3 separate regions of the Mus musculus genome follow, and all the other regions are linked to region 2. Evidence: chromatin contacts called from ENCODE Hi-C or POLR2A ChIA-PET data. All regions are on one chromosome and are shown on one strand. Each heading gives the region's core, a stretch centred on a gene start or an enhancer-like site at or near the end of the contact. The rest is flanking DNA. Distances are from core to core; before and after follow the strand shown. Region 1 holds the start of Plaat3 (phospholipase A and acyltransferase 3). Region 2 holds the start of Slc3a2 (solute carrier family 3 (activators of dibasic and neutral amino acid transport), member 2). Region 3 holds the start of Rtn3 (reticulon 3).

Region 1 (5,076 bases), core at 1,043-3,542, 1.2 Mb after region 2:
GCTCTTATCCACCGAACCATCTCTTCAGCATTGTTTGTTTGTTTGTGGTTTTGTGAGATAGGGTGTCTCTGCAAAGCCTTGGTTGTCCTGGAACTCACTCTATAGACCAAGCTGGCCTTAAACTCAGAGATCCACTTGCCTCTGCCTCCCGAGTGCTGAGATTAAAGGCGTGCGCCACCACTACCTGGCAATCCTGTTTTATTTTGTTTGAGATAAGGTCTCTCCACAGAGCCAAGGATAGCCTCCAAGTCTGCATCCCAAGTGGCAGGGTTACAGGTGTGTGCCACCATGCCTTCATTCACAGCCCTGGAGATGAGATGACAGTACATACGGAGCTGGATGCAGGAGAAAGAGTGACACGTCTCCTCAGTCTGAGAAGAGAGGATTCATCAGTGAGATTTCATAGCTTCTACATAAGCCTGCAATTGGTGTATATTTATTTCTTACTGTTTTAATTAAAAAGTGAGTGAGGTGGCTTATAAAGCAAAGGAGCTTGCTGCCAAGCCTGATGACCTGACTTCAAATCCCAGAACCCAAATAGCGAAGAGGGGAACTAATTCCCGCAGACAGCTCCCTGACCTCTACATGTTTGCCACGGCATATGCATGCCCCCCAAAACACATACACAAACACACACATACATATACACAAACATGCTTTTTAAATTGTCTACTACAACAAAATTATATCAACACACGGTTACACAGTCAAAACACACAACTGAGACAAACATGTATTTTTATGAGTCAGCTCCTCACGGCTCAGCAGAGTTCAAGCTTTATATGGAAAATATAAAATATAGTGCTAACTTCTGTGCTCTTGGGTTTTCCCGGGTTCAAACAGAAAGCAAAACAGCCTGGCCTCACAGTACCAGAAACAGAAAGTGCAGCCTGGAGTGACTCTGCTGCTATGAGAACTGTTAGGTTTTAAGTGTTGTTTTCACTTGGGAACCGAATAAACTTGAACTTGATTATAATCCCACACCAGTACTCAGCTGGAGCACAATCCCAAGAGGGTTGTCTGCAAAAACCTGAACCAAATCAACAGTCTTGTTAAAATGAAGAAGACATTTGCCCTGTTCCAATCTCAAGACATCATGGGTTAACAAAGATGCCGGGGGCTGGGATGTGGCTCAGTCGGTAGAGTGCTTGCCTACCATGCAGGAGGGCTTCACAAAACTGGGTATGGGGCCTCACACCTATAATTCCAGCACTCAAGAGGTGGGGGCAGAGAAACCAGAAGGAAGAAACTGTCCTCGCTAAATAGGAAGTTTGAGGCCAGTCTGGGCTACCTGAAGCCTTGTCTCAAAAACAAAAGCAAAACAAAAATCAGAAAGAAAAGAGAAGGGGGGATGGAGGGAAGAAATGAAGGAAAAGCCAGAGCTGAGTGTTTGCTGGCAGCAGGGATGGCCATGGGTCAGCTGACAAGACAAAAATAAGCAGAATCAACTTCAGACATTCGACCCAGGAACCTGCCCAGGGTCCGGGTTTGGTAAGAAGACCCAGCCCCCAACTTCCCCCCCTCTACTGCTTTCTATTGAGCATGTTTCAAGCAGGGTGGCAGCCAACTGCTGAGGCTCAACAGGTGGCAGCTGACCCACAGCTCATACCTGATCCCCCAAGGGTTCAAATGTAGCTTCCTCACTACAAAGCTCCTCTCTTCAAAACAGCGAGTCAGACCCGGAGAAAACAAGAGTCACCATTAAAACACTACACCCATCCCTGGCCCACCCTTGGCTTCTCACGCTGTACTTACTATGGGTGCTAGCATTTTCCAGGATGTGTGAGCTTCAATTTCAGCTTAGCAGCAGCGTGGATGCCTAAGACACAGAGGGGAGCAAAGCTCATTAAGTCTCTAGCAAGTCTCCAGGAGCAGGGTAGCTTTTAGCAGAGCCCTCCAGAAACTTCCACCAAACTTCTCCAACTTTCTCGCTCTCCTCCGCTCTGACCTGAGCTTGCCCTTGAATAGACAAATCCCTCTCTGTAGGGCAGAAGCGGCTCACGGGATCCTTGGTCACCAGCAGGGTTCCTGGCCAGGCAGGCATTCGTGCGCCCCTGGCTCCTTTTCTCCGCGTACGGCGGATGGCAGACAGGTGGCAGCTCTCGCCTGGCTTGTTTACGCAGCCGAAACACTCTCCGCCTCCCAGACAGCCCTCGGGGACCCGCAGAGGCACCCGGGCTTCTCACCTTTGCTTGGGTCCCAGAAAAAAACTCTCCAACCTCCTCGCGCCCCAAGTAGGCAAGTGGAGGCCAGCGCAATGGGGACTGGTTTAATGGCCGCAGAGTCCAGGCTGAGCCAGATCACCCCGCCCCTCCTCCTGTAACTGGCTAATGAGAGCGTCGCCAAGGGCATGCCACTACTCAGTAGTCACTTAGATGCCTCCCTCCCGCTGCGTTCCCGCCTCTCTGCTCCTCTGCCCCAGATTCCCCAGCCCTTGACAGCCTATACACACTCCTCATGGAAGAACATGTTATGTCGAATTACATTTAATCTTTGTACATGAATCATACCAAAAGGCTATTTTTTAAGAGTAATACATGCCTGAAATCCTAGCATTTGACAAGCTGAAGCAGGAGGATTGCCATAAGTTTAAAGTTAGCCTGAGCTACTGTTTGAGATCTTCTCTCCAAAATAATAATAATAAATAATGATGATGATGATGATAATAATAGCCAGATGTAGTTGTTTATGCCTTTGTTTCCTGCACTCAGGAGGCAGAGGCAGGCCCATCTCTGTGAGGCTAGCTCCACATAGTGAGTTCCAAGGGTGCCAGAGCTATGCAAAGAGACCTTGCCTCAAAAATCCAAAATATAATAATAAAAATAAAAATAATGACAACAACAGTAATGTGGGGTTGAGGAGCTGGCTCAGGGGTTGAGAGCACTTGCTGCTCTTGCAAAGGGCCCCGGATGGTTCCCAGGATCCACATGGTGGCTCACAACCATGATTAACTCAGTTCCAGGGGATCCAATACCTTCTTTTGACATTGTTACTCATGAGGTACAGACCTGGTACATGTGCACACATACTGACAAAACACACATAGAGAAGACAGCTTGCACAGGGGTTTCAGCCAATAGAAAGTCTTTATTAGCCTGGCTGTCAACTACAGTGGGTGTTCAGTGTAGCACTTAGCTTTTCTCAGAGTGAGCTTTTAAACACAAAAACCATGTTCTGGGTTGGCATTCTTCAGTTAACAAGAACAGTTAGCCAAAAGCAGGCTCACAGAAGCCAAAAATAAGATTAGTACACCTGGCCTCTGTTTTAGCTTTGGCAGGTGGTGCTGTCTGCCTGAATGATACTTCCATCATGGAGTCAGTTGTGCTAAAGTCTTGGGGCCCACTAAGTCTGAAGCTCTGTTACACTCATAAAATAAATCTCAAAACATTTTTGTAATTGAAGGAGTTAAAAAAATACACTCCCTGGCATTTTGATTGAGGAACATGAAATATGTAATTTCTTTTGATTTCCTTTTCAATATTCAGAGATTACTTTATTCGTGTTTGAAATCAAATCCATGAACATAAAAGGTTAGATGTTTAAAACAGTATATTACCATTGCACAAATGAAAAAAGAAAAAGAAGCATTCTGGACAAACATGGCTACTGTTCATTTCTGTACAGTGTTCTTTTCTCTTTCTTAAAAGCAGAAGATGAGGCTCTGCATGGTGGCACATGCCTTTAAACCCAGCACTCAGGAGTTAGAGGTAGGAAGATCTCTGTGACTTCAAGGCCAGCTGGGGCTACACAGTAAGATCCTGTCTCAAAAGCAAAACAAACAAATAAATCAGGAATCGAAATTCCCAAATGATGGCTTCTCTCACTAAAACAGAAAGAAACCATCACCCAGAGGCCCTGGACTCTACTCCCAGCACCACTCCAAAAGGATAGCAATAACTCGCCTTTTCCGATTTCTCACTTAACGTAAACACTTCTGCAAAGTTTAACTATTCTTTTTCCTCCCTAGCTGCTTCTTGGGGTCCTTGTCCCCTCCTCTTCCTCACACTCCATAGTTCTTTCTGATCCTGGAGTGACTCTTGGGACCTCATGGACACTAGCAATTGAAATTGGGCCACAAATCCATAAGTCTTCATTTCCCCCTGCAAACCCCTAGGATACACACAACTTGCATCCGGGGAATGTGCATGCTTCTCCTCCTGATCGTCTATTCCAAGTCAATTTAATTCTGAAAGTCAACCAGGATTAGATCAGTAGAGTTGGATTTTTGCTTCTCCCTACAAATCTATGTGAAATTAAAAAGCCAGCCAAAGGGACAGGTTTGGTGGCATACAACTGTAGTCTGAGGCAGAAGATCACTTGAGCCTGGAAGTTCTAGACCAGCCTGGTCAACTCAGTACACATGAGAGTGGTGGAGACAGCTAGAAATTGTACAGCAAAAAGGACTTAAGTATTGGTCCTTAAGCCATAATAAATCCCCAATGCTTTCTTTCATATGTATCCCCAGTGGCACACAGTGGGCATTTTATGAGTGAATGTACCTCCCTCTGAGCCTCATTCTGTTCATCTATGAAATGGGTTGCTCATTCTATTAGACAATGTACAAGAGGACATTTCCCAAAGGAAGAGCTCTTTAACCTGTTGAGCACTGTCTGCCACACAGTGAACCCCTGGTCAGGCTTTGTTAGGTATTAGTAACATGAGAGGCACATGATCACCCACATCACAGGATACTCCCCGGCTTCTTGATAAGGAGAGTCAGCATTAATAAATGCCATTGTCTCATGCGCTTTATCACTCAACCAATCCACTGCTGAGCACACCGGGCTAGAGACTGTAAGGCCATCTAAACCCAGCATGGAGTGAGATGGCTCAGCGGGTACACACATTTCCCACCAGCCTCATCCTGAGTTAGATCCCCAGGACTCACTTGGTGGGGGAGAACTGCCTCCTGCAAGCTGTTCTCTGACCTGCACACCTGCACAAATGCATTCTCATTCTCTCTCTCTCTCTCTCTCTCTCTCTCTCTCTCTCTCTCTCTCTCTCTCTCTCTCTCTCTCATAATAAAATAAACAAAGATAGAGGATATTTTGTGTAGTGATTCTGGAGGTAGAATCC
Region 2 (4,725 bases), core at 2,115-4,614:
ATGTTCTGGATGTGCTGTGACTCAGTGCTTCCTGGTCACTTTGTACTTTGGTTACAAGTGATAAATGTCCTGTGGTTCAGTCCTATGGTCTTTGCATTCTCAGTGGCTCAGCTGTGCCCCTCCCTTTCTCACTTCTAAAAGATTCAGGTGCTCCTCTCACCAGTGTATTCCTGCTGACTTGGGTATTCCTGCACCGTTGGGCTTCAGTTCTCATTATGGCTTCACACAATCAACCCATCCCAGCATATCTATTGTATTTACCCCAGTTTTGTCTTTGCTGTTTGTTTTTGAGTCAGGGTCTTATGTCGCCCAGGCTGGCCTCAAACTTGTCGCGTGGTTGAGGGTTACTTTGAACTTTTCTTTTTTTTTTCTTTTTTTTTTTTTTTAAGATTTATTTATTTATTTATTTGTTATATGTAAGTACACTGTAGCTGTCCTCAGACACTCCAGAAGAGGGCGTCAGATCTCGTTACAGATGGTTGTGAGCCACCATGTGGTTGCTGGGATTTGAACTCCTGACCTTCGGAAGAGCAGTCGGGTGCTCTTACCCACTGAGCCATCTCACCAGCCCCTACTTTGAACTTTTCATGCCTCCACTTCCTGGGGTTTTAGGCCTGTGCCTCCTCTGTGCCTGGTTTATGTGGTGCTAAGGATAGAACTCAGGGCTTTCAAATGCTAAGCAAGCACTGGCTGAGCTCCACCCCCAGTCCTTCATCCTTCACTGCTTTGGTGTTGCAGATTGAACCCTGGGCCTTGCACATGGTAGGAAAGCACCGGTCTTCTGAACTGCATCGTCAGTCCTTTAAGTTTATATAGTCAACTGTGTTAGTTATTGTGTTCTATCCCTGGTAAGGGAAAGCAATCTACGTAGAGCATTGAGAGATGCTGTCACTTGAGTCAGAGCTTGAAGGAGGAAGAGTAACTTAGCAGGAAGATCCAAACAGCAGGACAGCATGCACAGGAGGCATTAAGAATGGAAACACCCTGTGTGTCGTGACTCTGGCAGGTGCTAGAAAGCTGCTGTGGCTGAACAGTAGTGATTAGGAAGGGTGCTGCTGAAAAGACTGATGGGAGCTCACGTCTCCTCTCTAAGATGCTTAGGAATAGATTTCTGCCACTTGGAGGTGGGGGCGGGGAGATACTGTGTTACCTTAAATTTTACTTACTTTGTGGAGGGCAGTGCGCATGTGTGGAGGGCAGTGCGCATGTGTGGAGGGCAGAAGACAGCTCCTGGGAATCAGTTCTCCTTTCACTGATCTTCACTGATCACTGAGGAGTGAGCTCAGGTTTGCTGGCTAGGCACCTTCACCAGAGGAACATCTTTTTTCTCTTTTTGGTCTTTTTTTTTTTAAAGATTTATTTATTCATTATATGTAAGTACACTGTAGCTGTCTTCAGACGCTCTCGTTAATGGATGGTTGTGAGCCACCATGTGGTTGCTGGGATTTGAACTCCGGACCTTCAGAAGAGCAGTAGGGTGCTCTTACCCACTGAGCCATCTCACCAGCCCTTTGGTTTGGTTTTTTGAGACAGGGTTTCTCTGTGTAGCCATGGCTGTCCTGGAACTCACTCTGTAGACCAGGCTGGCCTCGAACTCAGAGATCCACCTGCCTCTGCCTCCCGAGTGCTGGGATCAAAGGTGTGCGCCACCACGCCCGGCTCCAGATGAACATCTGGTTGGTTTGATCCATCTTGTTTTCAGTTTGGTTGATTGAAACACCATGTTTCTAATGAGCATTTCATCAAACCCTTTCAAGGAGTGCTTCTGCTTCACAGTCCACAAACCTTGAGCTTTCACGCTGTGTATAAACTCTGCATTGGACTTTTCTTATCTGTCATGCCCAGGGCAAGGTAGGACTCTTATCAACTATGAACACTAGCATGACCCTTAGCCTCTTCCCTCTTCCTAGGAGCTGGTGTATAGACTTTTCTCTAGTGAGGCCGGGGAGGACTTTGGGAATTCAAAAGGACAGTGGCAGGTGATGAGACTTTTCATATCCCTTCCTCTCTACTGTTCTGGCCTTGGCTTCTGCTTTCTTCCAAATACATAGCAATCTTGGCTGCCGGCCTACGTGGGGAGAGGGAGAAAGGACCTGTTGTTTCCTTCCGATTCTCTCTGAAAATAACCTAATTGGAACACAAAGTTCCTGAAATTGTTGGCACCTCCTAGAGTTGATGTTCACTTTTCACTTGTCCCTGCTGCTAACCCAGTCTGCCCCATTTACCCTTCCTCTTGCCAAGGACCTCTGCCGGGGGAATTTGAGAAACTTTCAAAGTGTGAGGGAACTAAGCTGGTTCCAGGGCCTAGCATAGTCAACTGATGTAGCCCGGCACACTAGAGGGTTTGAGAGTTATTGCAAGGTGGTTAAGAGTTAGAACAGGGGCTGGAGAGATGGCTCAGCAGTTAAGAGCACTCACTGCTCTTTCAAAGGTCCCGAGTTCAATTCCCAGGAACCACATGGTGGCTCACAACCATCTGTAACGAGTTCTGACGCCCTCTTCTGGTACATCTGAAGACAGCTACAGTGTAGTCACATATAATAAGTGAGTAAATAGTTCTTCTGGTGCATCTGAAGACAGCTACAGTGTAGTCACATATAATAAGTGAGTAAATAGTTAAAAAATAGTAAATAGTTAAAAAAAAAAGAAAAAAAGAGTTAGAACAGCTTGTATATTAAAAGGGTAGGTGCCTCAATACCTTCGGAATGTTTATTACAGCCCCATTAATCTCTTCTGGATGCCTGATTCCCAGTAATCCAACATTCTTGCTAGTAACTAGGGTAAGATAATAAGGGTAGTGACCACTTCAATTCTGCAGTTGAATTTTAAAATCAAGAAGAACGGATTAGAGTTGATCCTATGCAGTTGATGAAGCAAAGGATTGGAGTGGGTGCCCAGTAAATAGTTGCTGCCTGAGGAATTAAATTCAAGGAGTCTTGAAAGGTGAGTACGTGTAAGCCCCGAGGAGAATCCAGGAACTCAGCTAAGTCCGGAGTATGAGAAGATGTACGTAAAGCAGAAGTGAGATGTAGTGCCAAGGTCTGTGTGAAGTTGGGGAGATCAGCCTGAGCCGTGCTTGGGGCGAAGGGATCACGATGTGGATGGAGACTGGTGTCATCTTGTGGAGAGAAAAGAGGCCTCGCAGGGTAAGGGGCCGGAAGGTCGGAGGAGGGGCTTTGAAACCTGGTCAAGACAAATTCACGTTTGTTATTCTAAGGGTTTCTGACCACAAGCTCCCCTTCCCAGACTCTTGCAGGAATAAGCGTTAGGGATAGACGGGAGTATTCAGCGAGGCTGGAGGTGCGAAAAGACTTCTCTGCATCTCTTTAAGAGGCGGACCGGGGCGGAGTCCTGGGTCACTTCCCCGCCGCCACACCCGCCCAGCGGCAGAAGCAGTTAGGAAGCTCTGCTAGCCTCACGGCCACGGGACGCCTCTCTGAACGGGGATCCAGGCAGGATTAGAGCTGCCTCACTGACTACAGGCCGTGTCGTGTCACCGTTTCTGCAGGCACCATGAGCCAGGACACCGAAGTGGACATGAAAGATGTGGAGCTGAACGAGCTAGAACCGGAGAAGCAGCCCATGAATGCAGCGGACGGGGCGGCGGCCGGGGAGAAGAACGGTCTGGTGAAGATCAAGGTGGCGGAGGACGAGACGGAGGCCGGGGTCAAGTTCACCGGCTTATCCAAGGAGGAGCTACTGAAGGTAGCGGGCAGCCCTGGCTGGGTGCGCACCCGCTGGGCGCTGCTGCTGCTCTTCTGGCTCGGTTGGCTGGGCATGCTGGCGGGCGCCGTGGTTATCATCGTTCGGGCGCCGCGCTGCCGTGAGCTGCCTGTACAGAGGTGGTGGCACAAGGGCGCCCTCTACCGCATCGGCGACCTTCAGGCCTTTGTAGGCCGGGATGCGGGAGGCATAGCTGGTGAGTAGGGTGTGCACCCTCATCCCTTGCCCCCATGAATCCCTCGTTTAATCGGGCATTCTGCTGCTTTTTTCCTTCCTCCTCGTCTTCTCTAGAACGCTGGTGATTCTTTACTGCAACCTATTTTTTTTGGGACGACTCCCTGGCAAAAATCCCCCCCCCTTTCTTTAAAAAAAAAAAAAAAAAAACGCTAGCCGGACCCCTACTTCTTCCTAAGGGTGCCTGACTCAGCACATCATCTTTCTCCTCTCCCCTCCCCCAACCACGCGGCCCTGAGCCAGTTCAAACCAGTTTCTGAAGTAATGTGTGAGACTCCTTGCGTCAGCTACTTTGTCTCATGATCCAACCCGCGTCAGAGGGAGTCGGGAAGTGGTGGAGAGAATGTGGAGGCTGGAGGCTTTTCATGCCCTATTGGTTAACCCAACCCTCTCCTCCTAGGTCTGAAGAGCCATCTGGAGTACTTGAGCACCCTGAAGGTGAAGGGCCTGGTGTTAGGCCCAATTCACAAGAACCAGAAGGATGAAATCAATGAAACCGACCTGAAACAGATTAATCCCACTTTGGGCTCCCAGGAAGATTTTAAAGACCTTCTACAAAGTGCCAAGAAAAAGAGTAGGTCTTTCTAAGGAACTAGAAAGGGTTTGGCATTCTGGCCCAGAAACAGGATAGAGTTTTTGTCTGATTTTTCTCCTAACTGGCTCAGTTTTTTTGTGTCAGGCACAAGGGGGAATATGTTATGATTTACACTAAAAAATGTGCTTCATGCGTGAGCGTAATTTTTATGTATTTATTTTGGTTTTGGTTCT
Region 3 (4,772 bases), core at 1,858-4,357, 1.2 Mb after region 2:
TGGCTCAGTGGTAAAGAGCATGTCCTGTTCTTGCAGAGGACCTGCGTTCACTTCTCAGCAGCTTACAACCACCCACTACTCCATCGTCAGAGGATTCAGTGCCCTCCTCTGGCCTCTGCAGGCATGTGGTGGTATGTATGAACTCACACAAGGGCATACATACACATGAAAATAAATATAATTTTTTTAGTCTCTGACCTGGACAAGATGGTGTGGGCCTGTAATTTAATTGTAAGTCCAGGTATGATAGCATTTGCCTTTAGTCCCAACTCTTAGGCAGATGCAGGTAGATCTCTTTGAATTCAAAGCCAGCCTCATGTACAGAGGAAGTACAGGCCAGCCAGGGCCACAGACATTTCTTCTGGGGCATTCCCCACCCAAAAAAAATTTTTACTGAATTCCTGTTAGTCCTAAAATAAGGCCTCAAGCCCCCTTCTCCTCGTTAAACTTCAACTGCCGGAGTGCTGGGATTACAGGCCTGTGCTGCCACACCTGATGTTTTAGGATATCCAATACAACTGACCCTAGTCAACTTGACACACAAATCACTGTGAAGTCATACCCTTTCCTTTCTTCCCCAAGATCACACATTAATATAAACATCACAGGATGAAACATTTTACAAACTTAAAAAGTCCCATAGGCTGGACAGTGGTGGCAGATTTCTGAGTTCGAGGCCAGCCTGGTCTACAGAGTGAGTTCCAGGACAGCCAGGGCTACACAGAGAAACCCTGTCTCAAAAAACAAAAAAAAAAAACAAAAAAAAAAAAAAGAAAAAGTCCCACAGCCTTACAAATTCACTCATTAAGTTTTCAGTCTTTAAAAAAAAAAAAAATACCCAGTCTCTTTTAAAATCCAAACTCTCTGTAAAACTCTAAAATCTCTTTTTAAAAACGTTTTAAAGTCTCTCAACTGTGGGTTCCTGTAACATCAAAAATAAGCACTTTCATACTCCAAGAGGGAAGAGCTAGGGCACATGATCCAGTCTGTCATAAGACCCCACTACACTGGTACAACTTTGTTAGGGTTCCTGTTGCTGCATCAAAACAGTGACAAAAACAAAACAAAACAAAACAAAAAACAAAAAACAAACATGGGAAGGAAAAGGTTTATTCTACTTACTTCTGAAGGAAGTCAGAACTGGAACTCAAACAGGGCAGGAACTTGGAGGCAGGAGCTGATGCAGAGGCCGTGGAGAGTGCTGTTTACTGGCTTGCTCTCTAGCTTGTTCAGCCTGCTTTGTTATAGAGCCCAGAATCTTCAGCCCAGGGATGCTCCTACCCACAATGGGCTGGGCCCTTTCCCATTGATCACTGATTAAGAAAAATATCCTTTAGGCTTGCTCACCACCTGATCTTATGGAGTCATTTTCTTTTTCTTTTCTTTTTTTTTTAAAGATTTATTTATTTTATTTATATGAGTACACTGTAACGGTCTTCAAACACACACCAGAAGAGTACATCAGATCCCAGTACAGATGGTTGTGAGCCACCATGTGGTTGCTGGGATTTGAACTCAGGACCTCTGGAAGAGCAGTCAGTGCTCTTAACCACTGAGCCATCTCACCAGCCCTGGAGTCATTTTTTTTTTTTTTTTTCCAGAGACAGGGTTTCTCTGTTGTAGCCCTGGCTGTCCTGGAACTCACTCTGTAGACCAGGATGGTCTTGAACTCAGAAATCCACCTGCCTCTACCTCCCAAGTGCTGGGATTAAAGGTGTGTGCCACCACTGCCTGGCTGGAGTCATTTTCTTAATCAAGGTTCCCTCTTTTCAGATTTCAAGGTAACATAGAACTATCCAGCATGCCTGACTTTAACATAGACTTTAAGAAAAAAATACTTAAGCATTCACCAAAATAAGTAATTGGATTCCTGATTACTGGCATACAGTTCCCTTTGCCATCGTTCTCTGGCACTCAACAGCATCGGGGGACAGTTTGCTGCACTATCAATTGATGCCTGCCGTTGAGTGACAGAGTAAGATATTTTCCAGAGTCATTTTGGGAAATATCCTGGATCGTTTTCAGAACACTGCAACAACCAAGATGCTATCTGAGCTTTATTTGACCTTAAAAAACTGTCTAGGACAGATGCGGTCCACAGCTTGTTCCCCATCTGCAGCAGCCTGCTTGCCTAGCGCTCCCTCTGTGAGTTAGCATCTTTACAGAATTTGCTGAATCTGCAATTGCACTTTGGGTCATAGATTGCTACTTAGCAACATCAAATCCCACAGCTTTATCATCATTATGTACTTAAAATTTAAAAAGAACAAAATTTGACATAAATTGATGTCCAGTTTCAAATGTCATTTTTTGGGGGACTCATCTTAGGACATGAATAAAATTCAGTATTATGAGTATCTGTGCCTCATTTTTAATACCTCATTTCATGTCCACTCCATTCCCCCAGTCCCAACCAAGACGTTTTCTCCTGGTTTTCCTTTCCTCGGCAGCTTCTTTTTTATTTTCCAAAGTATGTTTTTTGTAGCTCAGAACATAGCTCAGAGAAAAGACAACCTGAAGCCTCTTTGGGAAGAAAAACAAGATAAAAATATGAAGCCGATTCTGTGCCTGCATTGCAATGTGATTGGAATGAGTAATAGTTTCTCATTCTGTTTAGCATCTTTCTCCACCTATCAAACATGGGACTGTACCATGCCTGCCTCGGTGGGGCGATATTACGACACGACCAGATAATTCAAAAAGAACATTACAGAGGGGGGGTCTTTAAATATTGTACTCTTTGGAGTCACAGGCTGGTACGTATCAGGCAAAGACATCAATTAGGATTTATAATAAAAAATTTGTAGCTTATGAAGGCATAAAGAAACATAATCTGCCAGCTAGAAAACATTCACATAAACAAGTGGAAGGTGGGGAGACTGGGCACGGTTAATCTGTAGCAGGGGCTGCAGTGGCGGGCCGGTTCTAGAGTTTAGCCACGCCCCTTACGTCAGGCTTTCCCCCATTCCCCCACCCCCTACCCCTCACCCCCGAGAGGCCTGCCCCACCCGCGGGCCCAGTCACTGCGTCCTTTCCTGCGGGAGCGCAGAGGGACAGTTCTTGCGCCTGCGCATTGCGTCGCTGCGCGCCTCCGAGGCCGCCGCCCGCGCGTCCAGGCTCTTTGTGCGCATGCGCGCTCGCACTCCTTCTCTCCCTGCGGAGCTCGGCTGAGTCAGTCAGTCTGTCGGAGTCAGTCTTCCGAACAGGCGTCGCCGGGAACTTCGGAGAGCCAGCTGCTGGATTATTCTGTGTCCCCTCCCACTCTCCCGCCCTACGTCTCTCTTCACCCTTCTCCCGCCCTTGCTCGTACAGCCATGGCGGAGTCGTCAGCGGCCACTCAGTCCCCGTCAGTCTCCTCGTCGTCCTCCGGGGCCGAGCCGTCAGCTCTCGGCGGCGGCGGCGGGAGCCCTGGAGCCTGCCCCGCCCTGGGGGCGAAGAGCTGCGGCTCCTCGTGTGCGGGTGAGGCGCGCGTGGGGCTTGGTCCCTGGGGAGCGCGAGCTACTGGGTCTCCGGGAAGGGGCGAGCGACCTGTCTGGGCCGTGGGCGGCTTTAGTCTCTTGGCGGGCATTTGAGGAACAGGCTAAGGGGGAGGGGAGCGAAGGACCGAGGTGAGGAAATAACGGGGTGTGAAGAAAACAGGTTGGGGGCGGGGTGGTGAACTAGAGTGGGCGTTGACGCTGACCCCCTGCAAGGGAGGGCACCGCAGTGGGGTGAAAACGGAGAAAGGCTATGTGCACCCAATGGATCGAGTGCTGGAGGCCCGAGAGCCCTAGGGTGGGTCGGGGGGTGGGGGTGACTTAGAGCAGGATTAGCGAGCCTCAGGGGATTGTGACAGGTGGGACGTAGGAGAAATGAAGTCGCTAGGATTTTGAGAGGGGTAGTGGTGGAAAAGGTGGCGTTGCAGGTTTGCAGACCGGTTGACACAATCTTAAATGGATGATATAGCCTTCCAAAAAAAAATTTTTTTTTTTTTTTGTTCGCCAGAAGGATCAGGAAGTTCTGTTACTGTTTTTGGCTAAACTGAATGCCAGATTTTTTTTTTTTTTTTTTTTTTTTTCTGAGACTCTGAGGTAGATGAGGCGTGATGAGAATAGCATGGGAAGATTTGGGAGGGAGCTGCTGATAGTCCAAGATGGATCCTTGGCTGCATCTGCAACACAGCCGGCTCTTCACCGGTGGTGCATCGTGGGGGTGGGGACACGCAGTCAGTTGCTATATTCTAGAAGATAATAAATACAGTCTTGCCAAGCCATCACCATGTTTTGATTTCTTGTTTTCGATGGCCTATTCTCAATAGCAGCATAACAAAAGGGAACGATTGCTGCAGGGGAAAGAATTCAGACAAAGCCTGGGCTGCTTGAACCCCCTTCTCTCTTGTGTGTGAAAAGACTAGGAGGGACGCTGGCGGCCTCCTTTAGTTTCTTTTGTATACAAGTCTGCCTGCTGGTGGGAGCTGACTGGCAAGCTCGACTCAGATCAGAGAGATCTGCAGTGCAGATGCCTTCTTGAGGAAAAATATGCACCACTGGCAGGTGGTGGTTCTTAAGAGAACTGAGTCTTTGGCGAAAAATTCGGTTTGTCAAAGGAAGGATTTTAAGAGGTTTAGAAAATGCTTTGTTGACTCCAGCGCAGTCTTGAATTATGACACAATATTCCTGATCTTAGCATTAAATATATTCTCTCATGTTTCCTAATACTGGCCTTCCACCTGTCTGAGAGCTTTGGTGCCCTGCAGAATTCTCCATGGGAATGGCCATTTGGATAAATGGTAT

Evidence for each region. A loop is a pair of places that touch in the nucleus more often than their neighbours do. ChIA-PET counts read pairs that join two places held with the same protein, here RNA polymerase II (POLR2A).
Region 1: POLR2A ChIA-PET joins it to region 2 with 18 read pairs in embryonic stem cell. The contact joins the promoter of Plaat3 here to the promoter of Slc3a2 in region 2. POLR2A ChIA-PET finds 5 or more read pairs at or near these places in 2 of 5 experiments (Patski and embryonic stem cell).
Region 3: a loop to region 2 is called in a map of T-helper 17 cell, with 4 times the contacts of the local background. The contact joins the promoter of Rtn3 here to the promoter of Slc3a2 in region 2. A Hi-C loop is called at or near these places in 3 of 37 maps with a recorded cell type or tissue (T-helper 17 cell, T-helper 2 cell and regulatory T cell). POLR2A ChIA-PET finds 5 or more read pairs at or near these places in 3 of 5 experiments (Patski and embryonic stem cell).

What each region holds. Positions count from the first base shown.
Region 1 is chr19:7,554,675-7,559,750 of GRCm38, reverse strand. It overlaps Plaat3 (phospholipase A and acyltransferase 3), which reads right to left and starts at 2,292. Exons shown (of 5, transcript NM_139269.2): 1 at 2,187-2,292; 2 at 1,756-1,819. The coding sequence starts at 1,770.
Region 2 is chr19:8,712,536-8,717,260 of GRCm38, reverse strand. It overlaps Slc3a2 (solute carrier family 3 (activators of dibasic and neutral amino acid transport), member 2), which reads left to right and starts at 3,364. Exons shown (of 9, transcript NM_008577.4): 1 at 3,364-3,919; 2 at 4,358-4,531. The coding sequence starts at 3,514.
Region 3 is chr19:7,481,626-7,486,397 of GRCm38, reverse strand. Rtn3 (reticulon 3) reads left to right here and starts at 3,107. Exons shown (of 9, transcript NM_001003934.2): 1 at 3,107-3,459. The coding sequence starts at 3,315.